3 separate regions of the Homo sapiens genome follow, and regions 1 and 3 are each linked to region 2. Evidence: read pairs that join two places in POLR2A ChIA-PET (ENCODE). Cell type or tissue: A673. All regions are shown on one strand. Links, peaks and the distances in the headings refer to the core of each region. The heading gives the core; the rest is flanking DNA.

The links. Peaks named below come from ENCODE experiments on the same cell type or tissue, not always from the same donor. Only the 100,000 strongest peaks of a DNase experiment are listed, where the experiment ranks them.
Region 1: POLR2A ChIA-PET joins it to region 2 with 7 read pairs; 1 of 35 experiments calls an interaction of 5 or more read pairs at or near these places.
Region 3: POLR2A ChIA-PET joins it to region 2 with 5 read pairs; 2 of 35 experiments call an interaction of 5 or more read pairs at or near these places.

The regions. Positions count from the first base shown.
Region 1 is chr6:118,261,274-118,267,680 of GRCh38, reverse strand. SLC35F1 (solute carrier family 35 member F1) reads right to left here. Exons shown (of 8, transcript NM_001029858.4): 4 at 527-686. Among named protein-coding and RNA genes, the nearest start is that of PLN, 280 kb to the left of the region's middle. In A673, for the core only: a CTCF peak has its summit at 3,532; a DNase peak (open chromatin) is centred at 3,550.
Region 2 is chr6:118,209,272-118,215,678 of GRCh38, reverse strand. The region is part of intron 2 of SLC35F1 (solute carrier family 35 member F1); the gene reads right to left. Among named protein-coding and RNA genes, the nearest start is that of SLC35F1, 310 kb to the right of the region's middle. In A673, for the core only: no CTCF peak of the experiment used is centred there; DNase peaks (open chromatin) are centred at 2,708 and 3,028; H3K27ac peaks cover 1,631 bases.
Region 3 is chr6:118,137,900-118,144,306 of GRCh38, reverse strand. All of the region lies in intron 1 of SLC35F1 (solute carrier family 35 member F1), which reads right to left. The region is part of intron 2 of LOC107986523 (a long non-coding RNA gene); the gene reads left to right. Among named protein-coding and RNA genes, the nearest start is that of SLC35F1, 230 kb to the right of the region's middle. In A673, for the core only: no CTCF peak of the experiment used is centred there; no DNase peak of the experiment used is centred there.

The sequences.
Region 1 (6,407 bases), core at 974-5,973, 52 kb before region 2:
ATGGAGCACTCCTAACTAGTCCTCAAACTTTATTTACTCGTGGGCCTATAAACCAACCTTCACCCAGTAGTTTGAAAGCTCAGTCTTTCTCTGGCTTGACAGAGAAAGGTTTGGGGTTGGGGAAATGTGTGGAAGGCCCTGTGGCTCAGGAGTGAATTAGCTCATTACCACCAACTCTACCAAGGACCAGGGCTTGGGCCAGGCAGCTGGTTCAGGAACGGACTGACCTCCAAAACATCTTCTTGGTAGGTCATGACTCTCAGTTTTAAACACTGTCTGCATGTTTCTGAATGGATGCAGAAAGGGCATGAAAGCTGTATTTTGCAAACTCATGCACTCAAGAAACATGCATTAAGCACCTCCTGTGTGCCCTGTTTCAGGTGTGGGGAACAGACATGAACAGGACACAGATAGTGGGAAATCCAGGTTCCTAAGGTCCTTGTTTTCACCCAACTATGAACATTCCATTTCTTGCCTTGGCCTCACCCGCAGAGGTAAGGAACCTGGTGAACATCCGAAGACTCACCTGCTCCCTGATGTCTTCCCACAAGCACATCTGCTCCCACCATGCAGCCCATTCCCAGGATGCAGACAACGATGCCGATGAAATGCACAGCCTTGTACCGGATCAGCAGGAAGAACCAGGAGAGCAAAATCACGACTGGGATCACAAAACAGTCCAGGAGCTATTGGGAGGGATGAAGGTAAACAACAACAGGAGATTCAGGAGGAAGCATTCCATGTAGTAGGGAAAAGTAATTTAGTTCTGCAGAAAGGGTTCTGCCTTTCCCCTGAACCTGAGATTTTGTGTAGACCCAGACTTGATGTACTTAAAACAGACTCTGAAATAAATGGAAATTAGCTTTATTTATTTACTTAATTGTAAACATCCCCCAAACTTTAAGGGAAAGGGGAGAAGGCAAATTGATAAGACAGGCTGGTGGTGAAGAGTCTCCTGCCTCCAGGTGCTGGGGCAGCTCTGCCTCCTGTCTTCCTCAGGGCCAGGCCATGCTCCATGGGAACATCTTTGGTTCGGGGACAGTACACCCAGCCTTTTTACATTGTCCCCCTATTTTACGAGTAGATCCGGGAATGGGAGATGAGGGTGCAGAGGTCTTATAATGTTTTATGAATTATTAGAAATTAGACAAAAGTTGAATTTAATTTCTCCTGGACAGCTGTCTTCCTGCTACCAGTAAAAATTGATCTGTTCTTGTCATTTCATTCTTAAAATAAAAAAGTGCTCTAAATATAAATACAAATATGAGTCTCAAAAGTAGAAATACTTAAAAGAACTATTAGAAAAAAAATTTTTTAAAGAAAGTTGAATAGAGTATAGCAAAAAAATTTGATTTCATTTTTTATATATTTTGTACAAATAGTGAGATTCCATCTGACATGTAAGTCCAAAGAGTTGATAGAGAATTTGCCCCAATTATGTAGAGAGATAATGTGGTGAAATGAGAAGACCCCTGTGCTAGGAGCCAGAAGACCTGAATTTGAGTACAGATTCTCATTTACAGCTATGTGACCTTGGGCAAATCACAAGCTCAGGAGCCTCAAATTTCTGTTAGTAAAATGAAGATAACAACTTTCCCCAAAGATCAGCATGAACCTCAGAGATACTACATATGAAAGTAATTCTTAAATCACGAGGCCCTCATTGCTGGTCTATAACTCTGCTTTCAAACACACTCTTTGGGCTCCATGGAACTAATTCAGATTCTACCACACTGTGGTAAGACCTCTGGATACACTATCCAAGACAGGGTCTTTCTTAGACAAAGTGATGTCACATAGAACTGCAAGTTCCTTGTACCACATGAGGAACTTATGATTTGTCCAACCATCCAGTATATCTCCTTGCTGGAATTCTAAACAAGTGGCCTCTACCACCCAGCTGCCAGTACAGGGCAGTGATCCTCAATACTCCTTCACTTTCATTGCCTATATCCTATTGATTACCAAATTCTGCCAATTTAATCTTCCAAACATCTCTCAAATCTACTCATGCCACCCTCTCCCACTTCTGCCACCTAGACTGAGCTAACATCCTCTGCTACATGGAACAAGCCTCTCCTTCATGCCCCAGGGCCTTCACTTATGTACACTCCTCCTTCTGGAGGAGCTCCACTGCTTGAACTTCCTCCTCCTTTATCCTTCAGGCCTGCACTTATAATTTGCCTCCTCAGGAAAGCCTCTTAGATCCCCAGGCTAGGTCGAGTCCTGTTTGATGCTTTTGTTGAATGCTGTACTTCTCCTCTGTAGTTCCAATTGTAATAGTACTTAATTAGCACAGGATTATTGGCATCAGAACACTGCAGGGATTAAGAGGAGTATTCAATAAGAGTTATTGAACAAATATATACAAAGATTTTTAATGACCAGAAACATCAAAATAGAGTCTCCAAGATTCACTGAAGGCTGGAAAAGGTTTGCGTATTTGCAAAGCATCCCTGAACATCAGAGTGGCTTCTTGGCACTGCAAATAGCATTGTGAATCCCCTCTATCCCCAAAGCTTTTTGTGACCTGGACAGATGCTCATGTTTCTCTGTGCACTGGTCTTCTCCTCTGCAAAATGAAACAAGCACTCAGAATAGTAAGCTATCCCTGAGGTTGCTGAGATGATAAGGTGAGGAAGGACCACGTGAATGCTAAGTAGCACTGTGATGGCTGGGGGCTGAGCCCAAAGGTCACAGCACTCTTGGAGGGGCTACAGGAAGGAGGTGGTGGCAGGTAGGATTGTACTACAGCACACAGTTGCTCACTGCAGTTAATTAGCAATGTGAGTTAATGATGTGGTAATATGCTCTAAGGTAGGTTTTACAGCTAGCCTCAGATGCTATTTCAGTGTATTAGGAAATTTCAGTTTGTCATTGAAAACTGTTCACTGGGCATAAAACAGTTGGTGTTTTGTGTTAAAAATTAAAAATGATTGAATCAAGTTGAAATATTTAGCTGCACACTACAGAATTAGGGTTTCATTATCTGGCTGGAAGCCCTCAGTCAGTGGAGCTGAAGGCCTCTATTCCTGAATTATTGAGGGCAAGCTAGGCCATGGTCCAATCTTTGAGGAGAGCTGAAGTGAGCTTTTAGGTTCTCAGTGTCATTAGAAAAGCCAAAGCACTTGATGAGTCCTGAGATCTATTCCTCTAATGGTTTGAGTTGGAAAATCCTTATTTGTAAGTGTCAGGTGGTCCTGTGGGTAAGTGCAAACTTTTAGAAAGAAGAGAAGGGAAAGAAGAATATAATCATAATTTTTCTTAAAGAAGGATACAATCAAGCCAGTGTTTCTGGGGCATTTGAGGAGAGAAGCCTGGTGCTTATCATACAATGGGGCCTCAGTAATTGGTGGCTGAATAAATCAATGAATTGTCAGACATATGGTATCACTGACTGTCAGAAGGGACATTAGAGATAATCAAGGTTGCTACTGGCATTTAGGGTGGGACAACTGATTTTGCAAGATTGTCTCATGCTCTCTGCAGGGCAGTTAGCATTGCTGGGCCTTGACCGTTAAACATTCTACACATTTGCAAACGCCCCTGGAGGGCAGTATCTCCTCAGTTTAGAATCACCAAGACCCTTGTATTTAATAGTTGAGGCTTCCTAAGTCCTAAGAGGTGAAATGATGTGCTCAAGGTCACACAAATTGTTAGTATCAGCAGAAGTTATGTCATAATAATTTTTTGGACAATGTTTTAGTGAAGGTCAATGACAGGAATATTTAATTGCTACAGCTGAAGCTCTCACCATGGCATCTGTAACTGTTGAAGAGAAACTGTTTGGCAGCTGCTCTTAGTAAACAGGCTATTCTTTTTTAGTGATTTTTGCCTTCAGCTTTCCCCTCGTGGTCACATAACATAAAACATACTGACAAAATAATTTTTCAACAGTTTTCTCGTAGCTTAATTCCTTGGCTAAGTGGTTGTTAGAGAAGTAGAAAAGAGAAGCATTATAACTGAAACTGTTAAAAAAGAAAACAAACAAACAAACAAACAAAAACTCCTCTTCTGATTGCCATTAATCTTTTCAGTAGATTTAACTTTCTTTGCATACATCTCTGAATCTAAAAAGAAATTATAAAATATCCATATGAAAAAATAAACAAATATTATTTTATAACCATCTTATGCTCTGAAAAATCTCCAAGGACATTAAAAATACTTTAATGGAAAAGTGAAGTGTTTATTACTCTTAGATTTACATAGATTCCTTTTTTCCCCCTAAGGATTTAAACGAATTTTATTCTCCTTATGCCTTGAATCCTTAGGCAACACATGCCAGAGGTGTCTACGATTCTGTTTTCTAATTTTATAGACACGGCCGGGCACAGTGGCTCACACCTGTAATCCCAGCACTTTGGGAGGCTGAGGCGGGAGGATCACTTGAGGTCAGGAGTTCGAGACCAGCCTGGCCAACATGGAGAAACCCTGTCTCTACTAAAATACAAAAATTAGCCAGGCATGATGGCGCATGCCTGTAATTCCAGCTACTTGGGAGGCCGAGGCAGGAGAATCGCTTGAACCTGAGAGGCAGAGGTTGCAAGAAGCTGAGATTGTACCACTGCACTCCATCCTGGGCAACAGAGTGAGATTCTGTCTCAAAACAAAACAAAACAGAACAAAACAAACAAAAAGATAGAGACATGGAGGCACACAGTACACAATGGCTGGAGAAAAGTCTCTGAAGTCATGGTGATAGCAACAGGATTACAATTTGAACCTTGTAGTTTTTTTTTAAATTCATTTTCTAAATAGAGATGGGGTCTCATTATATTGCCCAGGCTCGCCTCAATCTCCTGGGCTCAAGCAATCCTCCTGCCTCAGTCTCCCAAACTGCTGGGATTACAGGCCTGAGCCACAGCGCCCAGCTTGAACCCTGTAGTTTTAAACAACATTTACAGTTGGTTGCATTAAGTTTGCACTTACAGTTTGTAAAAACGATTATGTTATTTTTATGGTAGACAAAGTAAATCTTCACAACAGCCCTTTAAGGGAGTTATGACTGTATCTACTCTATAAATAAGGGAACTGATGGTCTAAGAGAAAAGCAAATTAGTATTAGAACTGGGGCTAAAACACTAGCGTCTGGACTGCTAGATCGGAGTTCAAGTGCAGCTTCCAAAAGTTATTTAAATAAAAAAGGTTCATGCTGACATTACTTTTAAGACAACAGAAGACAGTCAACATTAAGTAGCACTAAAATTTTAAAAATATGTATATGTACAGGAAGATTGAAGCGTCATTTAATTTCCCCTCTTTCTCCCTACCTCTTTTTCTTTTCCACTCCAGCTGATCTCTGACCATCTTATCACTGTGCCTTTCTCTGTGGCCTTTAATCACATTTGGTTATGCCCTCTCCTGCACACACGCATCCCATCCCTTCCTTCCTGCCAAAATCTACTCGAGCTTCTCTTTGGACTTCTGTGGATGCTCCCTTCCTTTGCCAGCACTCCGCAGACCCCTTAACCTGGCTTTAGACACCCACACTTCCGAAAGTGTGCTCATCATGATGCGCGCAGCCCCCTCAAACACGGTCATGAAGCTGTCCCAGTAGTGGACAGTCTCATGAAGATGGAACATTTTCTGAGTGTCTGTGAGATCTGCCTTCAGGCTGCAAACCCTCTTTACAGCTGGTGTGTCTCCCCAATTGTATCCCGGTTTTACAGAATATTTTACAAGTCTTTGGTCCACAAGAGTTCACAACTCTAAGTCTGGGATGCAGGGAGAGGCACAGGCTGTGGAGCAGTAACATGGGATGGGGATTAGGGGGCTGTCTCCCCTTAGCAATGCTACCAGGGGCTTCGGGCAACTGCTGGCACATCCCAGCCCCAGAGGGGTGGGATAGAGGGAGTTAGGAAAAGCAGAGAGAGGAAGTCCTCTGGGTCATCGGTGCTTCTGCCTCACCCCTGCCAAGTGGGTGGCCAGCTGCTACAGCCCCCCTCCCTTCAATATCCAAGGGAACCTCACTCTCTTCTCTGTTTCTCTGGCTCTTTCCTGCAAAACCCCCTTGGAAGTCATGAGAGTTCAAGAATTAAAGGAGAGATAAAGCCAGAAAAAGTTTATTCTTCATTCAGCTGACATTTATTGAGCGTTTACCAAAGCCCAAAGCCCCAGCCCCTGTGTGCGTTCACGTGGGCCCTAAATCCTGCTGACCTGCATTCTGTTACTCTGACACTGTGCACTTTAATTTAAATTTTCTACAAAGAAAATGTGTTGACTATTATGCTTGTGTATGCATATGTATATATGCATATTTGTATATAGTGTTGTTCTGAATAATTTTGAGCCAGCCCAAATCCAAGAAGAGGAGATAGTTGGCCATTTTGCAGTAAGCATATTTTTATGGCCTAAGTCTCATGAAATGGAATTCCTTCATCAGTCAGCACCAGGGAAGGCCTCTG
Region 2 (6,407 bases), core at 600-5,599:
TTACATTAATAAAAGTATTAACTACATCATACAAAAACTGGGTATGTTAGACAAATAAAATCCAGATGCCTCACCTCTCTGTCCATCATATCGTCATTTCTGCCATTTCCCATTTTGGGAGAAGCTTGTTAGCCTGGCTCCTATTGTGACAGGAATTCATACTAAAACACTCATGAGCTCCTCTACCTTCATGGCCCACCATTGTCTCGGTGTCTCCGTTGCCTAGCAACAAGACCGTCTTATCTATGCAGGCAAATAACCTTTAATACATATTAGTTAAAAGCACTTCTTGATCTTTCTTTTATTTTTGAAAAGTTTCAAAAATACTCTTTTCTCACATACATTTTAAATTGCCTCATATTTTTGAGAAATAAGACCTCAAGGAGAAATTCAGCGTGCAGTTTTCAGATCTCTTCTGTTTCATCTACCTCAATACCTTGCGGTCTGGCCAAATATAGAAATCCCCATGGAACAGAACATGTCTGAATGTCAAGGAACACTGTAGTTGACAGATTTTTTTTTCCCCAGGTTTTCAGTGACTCCTAACTCAAAGTCCACTTTGCCTGAGCCAAGGGTATCAGTGACCAGACCCAGGAGAGAGGCTAAGATTCTCCTTTGCCTCCTGATACCAGGGAGAAGAGTGTAACAAAGGTCCCTAGAGAAATGTCTTGGGACACGGATTGCTCACAAAAATAAAACCTAGGCAGTGCCTGTCAATTATCAGTTGATTACTTTTAAAAGAGGTTAGGGAAAAGGGAGCAAAAACAAAAGAGCACAAGTCATACATTCATAAACAGAACTAAGGATGTCATTGATTTACACCCCTTAAGCACTCATGGCCTACCATTTTTTGTCTCATTGAGAGACAGTGTTCGGCTTACTATTCTTCACCTTCCTTCCCCACTGTAGACAAAGTTGTAATGGAGAGACATCCCAGGGAATGCTTTCCCATTGGGTTTTCAGAAGATATTTGATCAAATTTATCCACCTGGACCCAGAGCTGACAATGGAGCTACAATGAAGGTCCTCATCTACAAGTTTCTACGTGTGCTTGACTTATTAATTGTATACCCCCTGAAAATACTCTCAGGTGAAATGTCTCTGTCTTATACTGGTATACCTTACTTTATATAATGGATGTGTTGCCCAAAAAGGTTGGCGTAAGGTGACTTTTTAAAATATACCATCACATTTTGTATGTTCAGAGAAAAGGCCTACAATGAATCATTTTTTTGAGAAGGGAATAATTCTCTTTTAAAGTGTCAATCACACTCTAATTTAATCTTTTGTAAGTGGTAATTTTCTTGTTATGTTTTCATAGAGTGAAACCCACCTACATGTAATTTCATGACAACTGTAACAATTTCATATCATAAGACTATTGAAAATATCACCACAATGAGGCATACCTGAACCTACACATACTTTTCCCAATAAGAACTTTTAAAGTTACAAGATATTTGAAGATAGGACCATTTTTAAATACATTTTTGTTGCTTACTATGGTACCAGACAGTATCGTATACATAGCAGACAAGTAATATATATTTGCTGAAGAGTGAATGAATAAATCAAGCATCTTGTGTCATAGTAGTGAACTTGAGAAAACATTTAGTTTTGAAACAACAAAAACTACAGAAAAGTAATTGGCTATACCAATGTAGCCATGACAGAAAACTGGTAATTTTAATAATTTTTTGAAATATCTTCAAAATTATTTTAAAGAACAATGTAAAATTAAAAAGTAAAACACTCCATGTCAAGTTGAAGTGTTCACTTTCCTTCACATCCAGTACTATTTCCTCCTATCCTAAGAAGCAATGCTAGAAAATTTATGAATTGCCTTGCAAACCATTTTTGTTTTTATACACATGCATATGCATATGTATGCATATCTAGATATAATGTGTTTCTGTAATTTTTATCAAATTTATAATACTGGTATCATACTCTAGTTGATCTATATATAATTTTGCAACTTGGATTTTTTTCACTCAACACTGTGTGTGTGAGTTATCCATGCTATATACAAATAAGTCTGCCTCGTTTTTTAATCTGCAGAGCAGTCTGCTATATTTTATTTACCCATTTTTCTCATTGTGGGACTCACAGTTTATTTCCAATTTTTGCTATTATAAACAATGCTACAATAAACATGTCTCTGGGCCTGTGTAAAACTTACCAGTACCCAAATATACTGGTCCATAGAATATGCACATTTTTCACATTCTAGTTGAACCAAGTAACTCCCCAAAGTATATGAATTTATACTCCACCAGCACTGTGTATGGGTTCCCGTCTCCCCATCCTTGCTAACACAAACGGGACACATCCTGCATGCTTATCTCACAACAAACAAAGAGGATAATCTCTCATCAGTTTAATGTTTTGTGATAAAGACTAGAAAAAACAGTCCTTAAATGACTGCTAGTACAGGGCTAATAATTATAATATGCCATAACTTGTTGATTTTAGCTCTTTGATATTAATATAGTGGGTTATAATTAAAAGCTTAGTGAGAGGAAGAGGTGTAGAGCTGAGAAGTGATAATCTGAACAGAACTGGAGTACATACTTATGCATTGTTAAATTTTAAAAAGATGCCCAGATGGATTCAAACTTGCCTCAACTTGTACTGGCATGTTTACAATAATGTGATGAAGTATCCCACCTCTCAGTGTTCTTTCTTCAATACTTATGGTTTTAACTTTTTATAGACAATATTCAGGTTAGATAGGAATTATTTCCTGATATAAATGATGTTCAAACACTAGGATTTCCCAAAGTTAATTATGATATCTACTCCTATAAGAAAACTAGATAAATTATTGTCCTAAATAGTTTATAATAGTGCTGCTGAGAATTTGGATAAGTGCCCTTCCTTCTTTCCTTCCTTCCTTCCTTCCTTCCTTCCTTCCTTCCTTCCTTCCTTCCTTCCTTCCTTCCTTCCTTTCCTTCCTTCCTTCCTTTCCTTCTTTCCTTCTTTCTTTCTTTTCTTTCTTTTCACTCTTGTCCAGGCTGGAGTGCAATGGAGCGATGTCACCTCACTGCAATCTCCGCCTCCCAGGGTCAAGCGATTCTTCTGCCTCAGCCTCTCAAGTAGCTAGGATTACGGGTGCCTGCCACCATACCCAGCTAATTTTTGTATTTTTAGTAGAGATGTGGTTTCACCATGTTGGCCAGGGTGGTCTTCAAGTCCTGACCTCAGGTGATCCTCCTGCCTCACCCTCACAAAGTGGTGGGATTACAGGTGTGAGCCACTGCGCCCAGCTATATGATTATTTCTGAATCAAGATTTTTATAATTAAAATCAACAGACACCAGCTGTAGTAGCTGTAATTAGAAAAAGTAAATGGTTGGAAGGCAGGGGAACTGGTTTTGAGAAAAGTCAGTATTCAGGACTTCTGGGACATCTGTATAATAAAAGCAGACAGTCTTTTTAAGATGCAAGATGCAACTACTGAAACAAATCAAAACCAACTGTTTTCACAGTTGTCCCACTCCATTCAAGATTCAAAGACATGCGAGAAAAGAAACTTTGGCCTAGCTTGAATGACATGCCCAGCTCTTGGTCAAAGAAAGATGAAGCACCTTGAATAAAGTTACACCAAGAATGCATACAAAGGAAAAAGAGCTTATTTACCTGAGGAAATAAGAATACTGTAGCTAAACTAGAGGGGACTGAATGCTGATTGGCTCAAAACAACAAATGTCTGTTACAAGTGGGTTGAATAAATATATATTTAATGTCTACCACATGATAGCATTTTTATTATCTGTGGATGCCTGTGTATTAAATTTATTCTGAGAAAATAAACAGTTAATATCCTTACCTGAGAAATCCAATTATTTAGGTAATGCATCAACTAAGTTCTTAAACTCCTTTCCACTCAGCACTGTACAATTCTGGCTAAGGTCAGACATGGAATTTATTATAATAATGACCTGCTCACATCACTTGAGCTTCCAGCCCTATAGGAATAAGCAGCATGAAAATATTAAAATGCTATAGTCAGCATGACATGTTCTTGGTATTCTTGGCATAAACTCTCCTCAAGGGTATGTCCATATGTTCCTGGTTGTTGTTCTCCAATTGATCATGCATTCTTTAAGCACTGATATTTCATAATGATTGATGTCAGTCACTTGTTTCTTTGGAGTCACATTTATTTAGCATATATTTATTGAGGGTCTAGTAAGACTATTGTATATGCAGAGTATGCACATGATAATCATTTAATGAATTAATGAGTGTGATGTGGGCAGTTCGAAAATGAATTAGACTAAGGTTTTTTGCGTAAGACCTTATGGTCTGGGAGGAGAGTTATGAGACACACATACATGCATAATTGAAACACAAGGTAGAAAGTAAGAAAGGCCAAAAAAGACAATGGAAGTTTAGAAGAAAAAGGGCTCACTTCTGACTAGGGTTGTCTGTCAGTTTACTAAGGCTGCCATACCAAAGTACCACAGACTAGATGGTTTAAGCAATGAAATTTAATTTTCTCACAGTTTTGGAGGCTAGAATTCCAAGATCCAAGGGTTGACAGAGTTGATTTCTTCTGAGCCTCTCTTCTTGGCTTGTAGATGGCTGTCCTGTCCCTGTGTCTTCCAGATAGTATTTTCCTTCGTGTTCTAATCCCTTCTTTAAAAGACACCAGTCATTTTGGATTAGGGTCCACCCATAGGACCTCTTTTTATCTTAATTACCTATTTAAAGACCCTGTCTTCAAATACAGTCACATTCTGAGATACGAGGTGTTAGGATTTTAACATATAAATTTGGGAGAGGCACAGTTCAGCCCATAGCAGGTGGTTAGGGATGGATTCATGAAAGAGGGCAGCACTTGGACTATGGCTCCACGCTGACCCAGATTTGGAACAATCAGCCCATAACTTTACCCTCAACAAAGTGGTTGATTTAGAATTGGATACATAACCAGAGTCAAGGAGACACAACAGGTTCCCCTTGAGTGAATAGGAAGAACCTCTTCCCTTAAATGCCTTAATCTAGAAGTTCAAAGGCTAGAGCTGAGGTGGATGTCTTAAATAATCACAAGGAGAGAAAAGCCTTGTCTGAGAACGGCTCTTACCCAGGGGAAGGCAGAGTACAGAGATGTAGAAATCTGGAAATCAGATCCTAAGTTACCTCTGAGCCAGTCAAGCTACATTAGGTCCACACTACCCTTCAGTTTTTCTACTCTTTTGTTTGTACTTCGTTTCTTTTTTGCTGTTTTGTTTTTAATTCAAGCAAATTAGAATTAGATTTTTTTGTCCCTTGACCTCACAAGAGTCCCAATCTCCAAACAAGACTTTCCATAGATTAGGCAGTAAAATCTTAACAGGGAAAAAGTCTTCAGAAGGAATTAGAAAATGACGAACATGAAACATTTAAGTATATCAGGTGGACAATTCTTAATTGTTGAAAAATAATAGTGATAATCACAATTAGGTCTAATTTTAATTATGAGGAGGGTTACTCACTCAGAGAGGCAGAAAACTATAAATCTGCCACCTTCTCTCATTTCCTGACAAGCTCCTCAAGGTGGAAGAGCTCTGAAGGGGCACATATTTGCATAATTGGGTTCCTTTTGTTCTTTTGCTTGCTCCAACTAAGTGTCTTAGCAAACTACAGTTATTGTTTCCACTGAATTATAAAATAAAGATAACTTTATATAGCAGGCCATTTAAATGATATTTGCCATTACTTGGCTTAGAATAGCAAACGTACAAATCAAATCTTTGGAAATCACTTCTGTTCCTTTTTGTCATATAGATTGCCCTGGAGGATAGAATTAAGAGAAATATTGGAAAGTCGTATTTAAGATAACAAAACATTTATGAAAACTTGGATAGGACATTGCTGGACTCTCACAGCACCAGGGACACATAAACTCTCTGAAGATTATTTAAGATAATTTTAGTACTCTACTGGCCAGGGGTCAGTATTTTATTTTTTAGCAATTATTAAAACTCCTAAAATGTCATGGCTACCAAAAAGAAGACAATATATATAATCTTTAATATAATATTAAAATGAAATACTATTCTATAATCCTTAATAGACTTTAGTTTTCAAAATTCTGGGCATTTAAATACTTAATTATCCAATTACAGAGGTATGTTTCCTTACATCCACTTGTTAGACTCTGTAGCAGTTATTTTTAAAAGTATTTTTAGAAAGGCCTTGTAAAACAATGTAAAGATGCCTACAATAAAATATTAAGCATATAAAAAGCAGGTGTGGGAATTATAACCACAGTGTGACTTCAATTATTTTAAAAGAACAAGTACTTAAGAAGAGTGTAGATGCTGAAAGGTGTGCTACCTTTCCACACCCATCAAAAGGGTCACTGCTGACACTCCTATACCAAAAGACAGGCTGACAAGAGAAAAGCATAACAAATT
Region 3 (6,407 bases), core at 551-5,550, 71 kb after region 2:
TCTAGCTTCATCCATGTCCCTGCAAAGGACATGATCTTGTTCCTTTTTATGGCTGCATAGTATTCTGTAGTGTATGTGTACCACATTTTCTTTATCCAGTCTATCATTGATGGGCATTTGGGTTGATTCCATATCATTGCTATTGTGAATAGTGCTGCACTGAACATACGCATGAATGTATCTTTATAATAGAATGATTTATATTCCTTTGGGTATATACCCAGTAATGGGATTGCTGGGTCAAATGGTAGTTCTGGTTCTAGGTCTTTGAGGAGTCACTGTCTTCCACAATGGTTGAACTAAAAAGATAAGTTTTAAATCACTAGCTTGGTTGGTAAGAGCCTTTGCCATCTTCCATCAGAAAACCATCATGGTATAGTCAAATGAAAAGTTTTGAAACTAAATAGATCTGAATTTGGATCCTAACTGCCACTAACTAGCTGAGACTCATTTTCCTCATCTATAAAATGGAGATCATAATACATATCCCACAGGCTGTCATGAGGATTAAATAAGGTGGTTTATATAAACTGCCTCTGACAGTAACTACCTCATGGTCGATATTCAGAATAGTTTTAATTATCTTTAAGTATATTTGGAAGTACCAACACTTTCAGTGATTACTTAAATTTGTCTATAAAATTGCATTATGATACATTTAGAAAAAAACTAGAAAAAATATTGTTAACATGCATCTCAGCATTCTTTCCCCAAGTTCTGACTAAGAAGTTTATTCTCCAGTTTGGAAAGTTTAGAGGATTCCTGCCCTTTAGAAACTGAGGAAGGAAAACAAAAAAGAAATGAGGAATATTTAAGAAGTCTTACATGAAATGAGTATTATGAAACTAACAGATTTTAGTTTTAAATAGGAACTTTGACTCTAGTTCTCACACTTAATAACATCTTGGAGAGTAGGAAAGAGGGGGCAACCTTTTAAGGATTACTTTTGCTGTTTTTTTCTTTATACATTGCTAAATGACTTTGGCATTTTTCCTTACACAATGCTTTTAGCTTTGCATTTTGAATTATGTTAGTGAACTCTGAGGCCAAATGGCAAACATCTAACTTTAAAATCTATTGAATAAATAAAAACAAAGAAAGTATGCAAGTGGATCGGTGACTCACTTTCTCTTAAAATAAAAACCCATGTCAAATTTCATTATTTTGTCACTTATTTACTACATTTTTATGCTTGAAATGTAGTGTATTTAAAGATGAGCAAATTGGGAAAATTAGATTCCATCGAGTGCTGAACTTCTCCACACATAATTAAAACCTGCTTGAAAAATGTATAATCAACTGAGATAATCAATTATGCATTTAACTTGAAAGAACATGCAGAGAACCTGGATAAATAAGTAGGAGAGTTATGCCTCATTTTAGAAGACAAAGATATCTGGCCTTTGCTTTCAAGTAGTAAAAAAATTCAGAGTGGAGGCTAGCTGACATTTTTCTTCATCATTCTTTGCATCAAAAGATGACTCCAATTGCCCTGTTACAAGAACCTGACAATAAAAGAGTAATTTTATCTCAGCACTTTTGACAGACTGCCTTAAAAGATGCCTCAAAATTACATCGAAATCCAATTTTTGCAGCATGGGCTAGATAAAATTTATTCTAGACGAAAAGGTCTTCTATAAGAATGAAAATTGGATATTTACCATAATTAAATATTATAATGACGGGGAAGAAATTTGACCTGTTGAAATTTCTACTGCAGGGATGATTCTAACAAAAAAAATGAATAAATATAATTCTGTTACTGCCACTCCTGCTTCAGGCTTAACAGAGAAAAAGGCAATTAGAAGAAAGGGATGTCATAAAGTGGGAAATCTCAAAAGCTTCTCAGTTGCCATTAAGATGGAAGAGAAAAGGAGGATAGACCAGTGGGAAAGAAAGCCCTTGAGGCAGGGCAATCTAAGGAGAATGTTTAAAGACTTGATATGTTAATCTGTTCCATTCTAGTAACTATTTTACCATATATATGTGTATCTTATATATGTAGTAGCATCATGTTGTGTACCTTAAATATATACATTAAATTTATTTTAAAAAAGACAATGATGAGGGGGCTGGGAGTGAAAAGAAAAGACAACTCAAGCTGGTTTATGAGGTTTATAAAAAGCTCAACCTTTTTAAAAGCTACCAAGACCAAACATTGTGGTAAAACATCAGGCAAAACAAAAATGTCAGGCAGATTATAAACCTAAGATTTTTATTCGGAAAATAAGCAGTCTCATTAAATTCATATTCTATGTAAAAGCAATTAGCCTGTTTTAGGAGGAGCCACTGCCAAGGATAAAACTAAAAACCAGTCTCAGGCCCTCAAGTTGTGGGAACCACTGACACTTTCTTTAAGAACAAAGAAGGAAAAAAAATGAAGTATCACTTTTGTGAACATAAATGTACACTCCAGTTCACCTGGCTCAGTGGAATTCAGTGAAATCCAGTCCAGTGAAACGAGGACTGGTAGGGAAAGCAGTCATTTATTGTGTTCTCCAGATGAAACCATTTACAAACCATCTCGTAATGGACTGAATGTTTGTTTCTTCCCAACATTCATATGTTGAAATCCTACCTCCCCCACAATGTGGTGGTATTAGGAAGTGGAGCCATTGGATGCTGATTAGGTCATGAGGATGGAGTCCTCATGAACAGGGTAAAAAGGATCCCAGAGAACTCTCTTGCCCTCTTTCTGCCATGTGAGGATACAGTGGCAGTCTGCAACCAGGAAGGGGGCCCCTCACAGGAACCTGACCATCCTAGCACCCTGATCTTGGACTTCCATCCACTAGAACTGTAAGAAATAGGTTTCTGTTGTTTATAAGCCACCCAGTCTATGGTACAGTCATGTATCACTTAAGAATGAAAATGCATCCTCAAGTGATTTTAATAATTGTGCAATCATAGAGTGTACTTACGCAAACCTAGATGGTATAGCCTACTACACACCTATACTATTGCTCCTAGGCTACAAACTTGTGCAGCATGTTACTGTACTGAATACTGTATGCAGTTGTAACACAATGGTAAGTATTTGTGTATCTAAGCATATCTAAATATAGAAAAGGTACAGTGAAAATATGGTATAAAAAACAGAAAAATGGTACACCTGTATAGGGCACTTATCATGAATGGAGCTTGCAGGACTGGAAGTTGCTCTGCTTGAGTCAGTGAGTGAGTGGTGAGTGAATGTGAGGGCCTAGGACACTACTGGGCACTACTGTAGACTTTATAAACTTAGGCTGTACTAAATTTAGTTAAAATATTTTCCTTTCTTTAATAGTAAATTAACCTTAGCTTACTGTATCTTTCTTACCTTATAAACTTTTTTCATTTTTAAAAATGTTTTGACTCTTGTGATAACACTTAGCTCAAAACATAAACACATTGTACAGCTATAGAAAAATATTTTCTTTATATACTTATTCTATAAGCTTATTTCTACTTTTAACATTATTTATTTTGCTTTTTAAACTTTTTTGTTAAAACTAAAATGCAGCACACACATTAGCCTAGGCCTACAAAGGATCAAGGTCATCAATATCACTGTCTTCCCCTTCAACATCTTGTCCCACTGGAAGGTCTTTAGGGCAATAATACCCATGAAGCTGTCATCTCCTATGATAACAATGCCTTCTTCTGGGATATCTCCTGAAGGACCTGTTTGAGGCTGTTTTACAGTTAACTTTTATACAAAAAAAAAAATATAAGGAATACACTCTAAAAGATTAAAAGTATAGTATAGTAAATACATAAACCAATAACATGTTTACTATCAAGTATTATAATACGTAATTATATAGTACAAGTATTACTGTACATAATTGTATGTGCTATACTTTTGTACGACTGCCAGCATAGAAGTTTGTTTACACCACTATCACCAGAAATGTCTGAGTAATACATTGCGCTACTACACTATGAAGTCTACAACGTCTCTAGGTGATAAGACTTTCTTAGCTCCATTAAAATCTTATGGGACCACTGTTATATGTGCCGTCCATCATTGACTCTAATCATTATGAAGCCTATGACTATATGCTGTTACAGCAGCCTGAACCAAGACGCAACTTCCTTCATTTTATCCTATGTCAAAATTTGGGTAAATCCAAGTAATTTCAGATCTTTGACTCAATGCACCTTGCTCATCTGTCTCACCTAGTAAAGGCTGCTATAATGTTTCCAGACTCTTCACGGGCACACAGGACATCTGATGGGTATGTGACAAAATACCAAATAAGAGAACATTAAGATTTTGTCTTTCAAATAAAAGAAATGGGAATGGCTTCATCCATTTTTTTAAAGTTCCACTAAAGGGAAAATGAAGTAAAACTTCAATAGCTGAAAAATAAACACTATAACTCGAAAAATTTTTTGTGCTAAAGTATATTTTCTAGCTCCCTACCTCCTCCCCACCACCATCCCCAGGTTTTTACAGCCATTTAATGCTCCTTTGATATAACAGCAGCAATAATGCTGCCTGATGGTGAACAATGCTAAGGATAACAGCTTCGGCAGACTGGTAAACCAAGAGCACACTGGCTTCACTTTCTACTTGTGCATGCTTCAGCTACAAGTAATTTGGGAGCAAGAAAACACAGGGAAAAGACACTTGCTATCCCCACCATGTTTCTGGAATAACAGAAATAGCCATGGGAGATTTCTGCCATATTAATCTGATTCATGGCCACCAACAACCCAAAAGATAGACTGACTTTTTATGGCCTTCCTGGAAAGTCAGTCATCTCCTGGAAAGTCAGCATCCTTCCAATGGCACTTACATAGTACCCAAGACAGATTGTATCCCAGTTCTGCATGTCTACTCCATAACAGAAAAGCCATTTCCAGATGATTTAGTATTTTGAACTATCCATAAAGAAGACAGTTTTAAAGGCTGGGCGCGGTGGCTCACGCCTGTAATCCCAGCACTTTGAGAGGCCGAGACGGGTGGATCACGAGGTCAGGAGATCGAGACCATCCTGGCTAACACGGTGAAACCCCATCTCTACTAAAAATACAAAAAATTAGCCGGGCATGGTGGCAGGCGCCTGTAGTCCCAGCTACTCGGGAGGCTGAGGCAAGAGAATGGCGTGAACCCGGGAGATGGAGCTTGCAGTGAGCTGAGATCACACCACTGCGCTCCAGCCTGGGCACTAGAGCGAGACTCCGTCTCAAAAAACAAAAAAAAAGAAGACAGTTTTAAACTCCATCCTTGGTTCCCTTGACGCCCTAAAGTTTTCGTCATGACTGTGAAAGTGATTTGAACAGAATCTGAATATCATTTATTTTCCTTGATTGATCCATTTGAGTGTGTGTGTGTGTGTGTGTGTGTTTCTGCTGAAAAACAAGGGAGGGGCTAAAAAATATCCTCTATGGAAGTATAAGTGAACTGATATGATGCACCTATCTCACCGGTGCACGCGTTGCCAAAGAGACTAAATTCAAATGAGTTGTACGTGACATGCATAATAATGAGCACACATTATTTTCCCCCTTAGTGCTCCTGAAGACCAGGTTGTTTATGCATGAAATGGATTATTTTGGATATAATACTGCAGGGTCAAATAACTCCACTGCATCTTTAAAAAAAAAAGCAAATAAAATAAATCAAGGTGCACCATGTAAAATGATGTATGCATTCTGTTGAATTTAATTGAATTCTAATTAAACTATTTGGAGCAACATAAATTAGATTATTTTTCAAGCACACTTCAGATAAATCTAATGAAGTTCTCACAGTGAAAAAGGCAGAGTTGGCCTTGTTTAATGACTCGGTTGCTGATATAGTGCCTTGGAATGAATAAGAGATCAGCCTGACCTTGGGTCATTTCTTCCTTGAGAGAGATAGATAACATAGGTTAACTTCAGAAAGCTTGGCTAACAAGAGACTAGGTTTTAGTTTATGTTGATAGTAAAAAAACGTATTGAGGCATTTAGTTATGTGATTTTCCTCCTGTGGTTTTTTCCTCTAAGGTTTTTAATTTTTTTTTTTTTTTGAGGTGGGAGTCTTGCTATGATACAAGGCTGAAGTGCAGTGGTGTGATCATGGCTCACTGCAGCCTGGAACTCCTGAGCTCAAGTGATCCTCCACCTCAGCCTCTTGAGTAGGTGGGACTACAGGCATGCACTACCATGCCTGGCTAATTTTTTAACTTTTTGTAGAGACAGGATCTTGCTATGTCGCCCAGGCTGGTCTCGAACCTCCTGCCTCAGGTGATCCTCCTGCCTTGGCCTCCCAAAGTCCTGGGTATACACGTGTGAGCCACTGAGCCTGACCCTCCCCTAAGGTTGGAATATCCTGGCATCTGAATAGTTTCTATTAGGCAGGGAAACTGAGGGGGCTAAAGCAAATGCTCCCAGAAGTATCCCTTTTGTTTCTGGCATCCCATGGAGGGATTATGTTA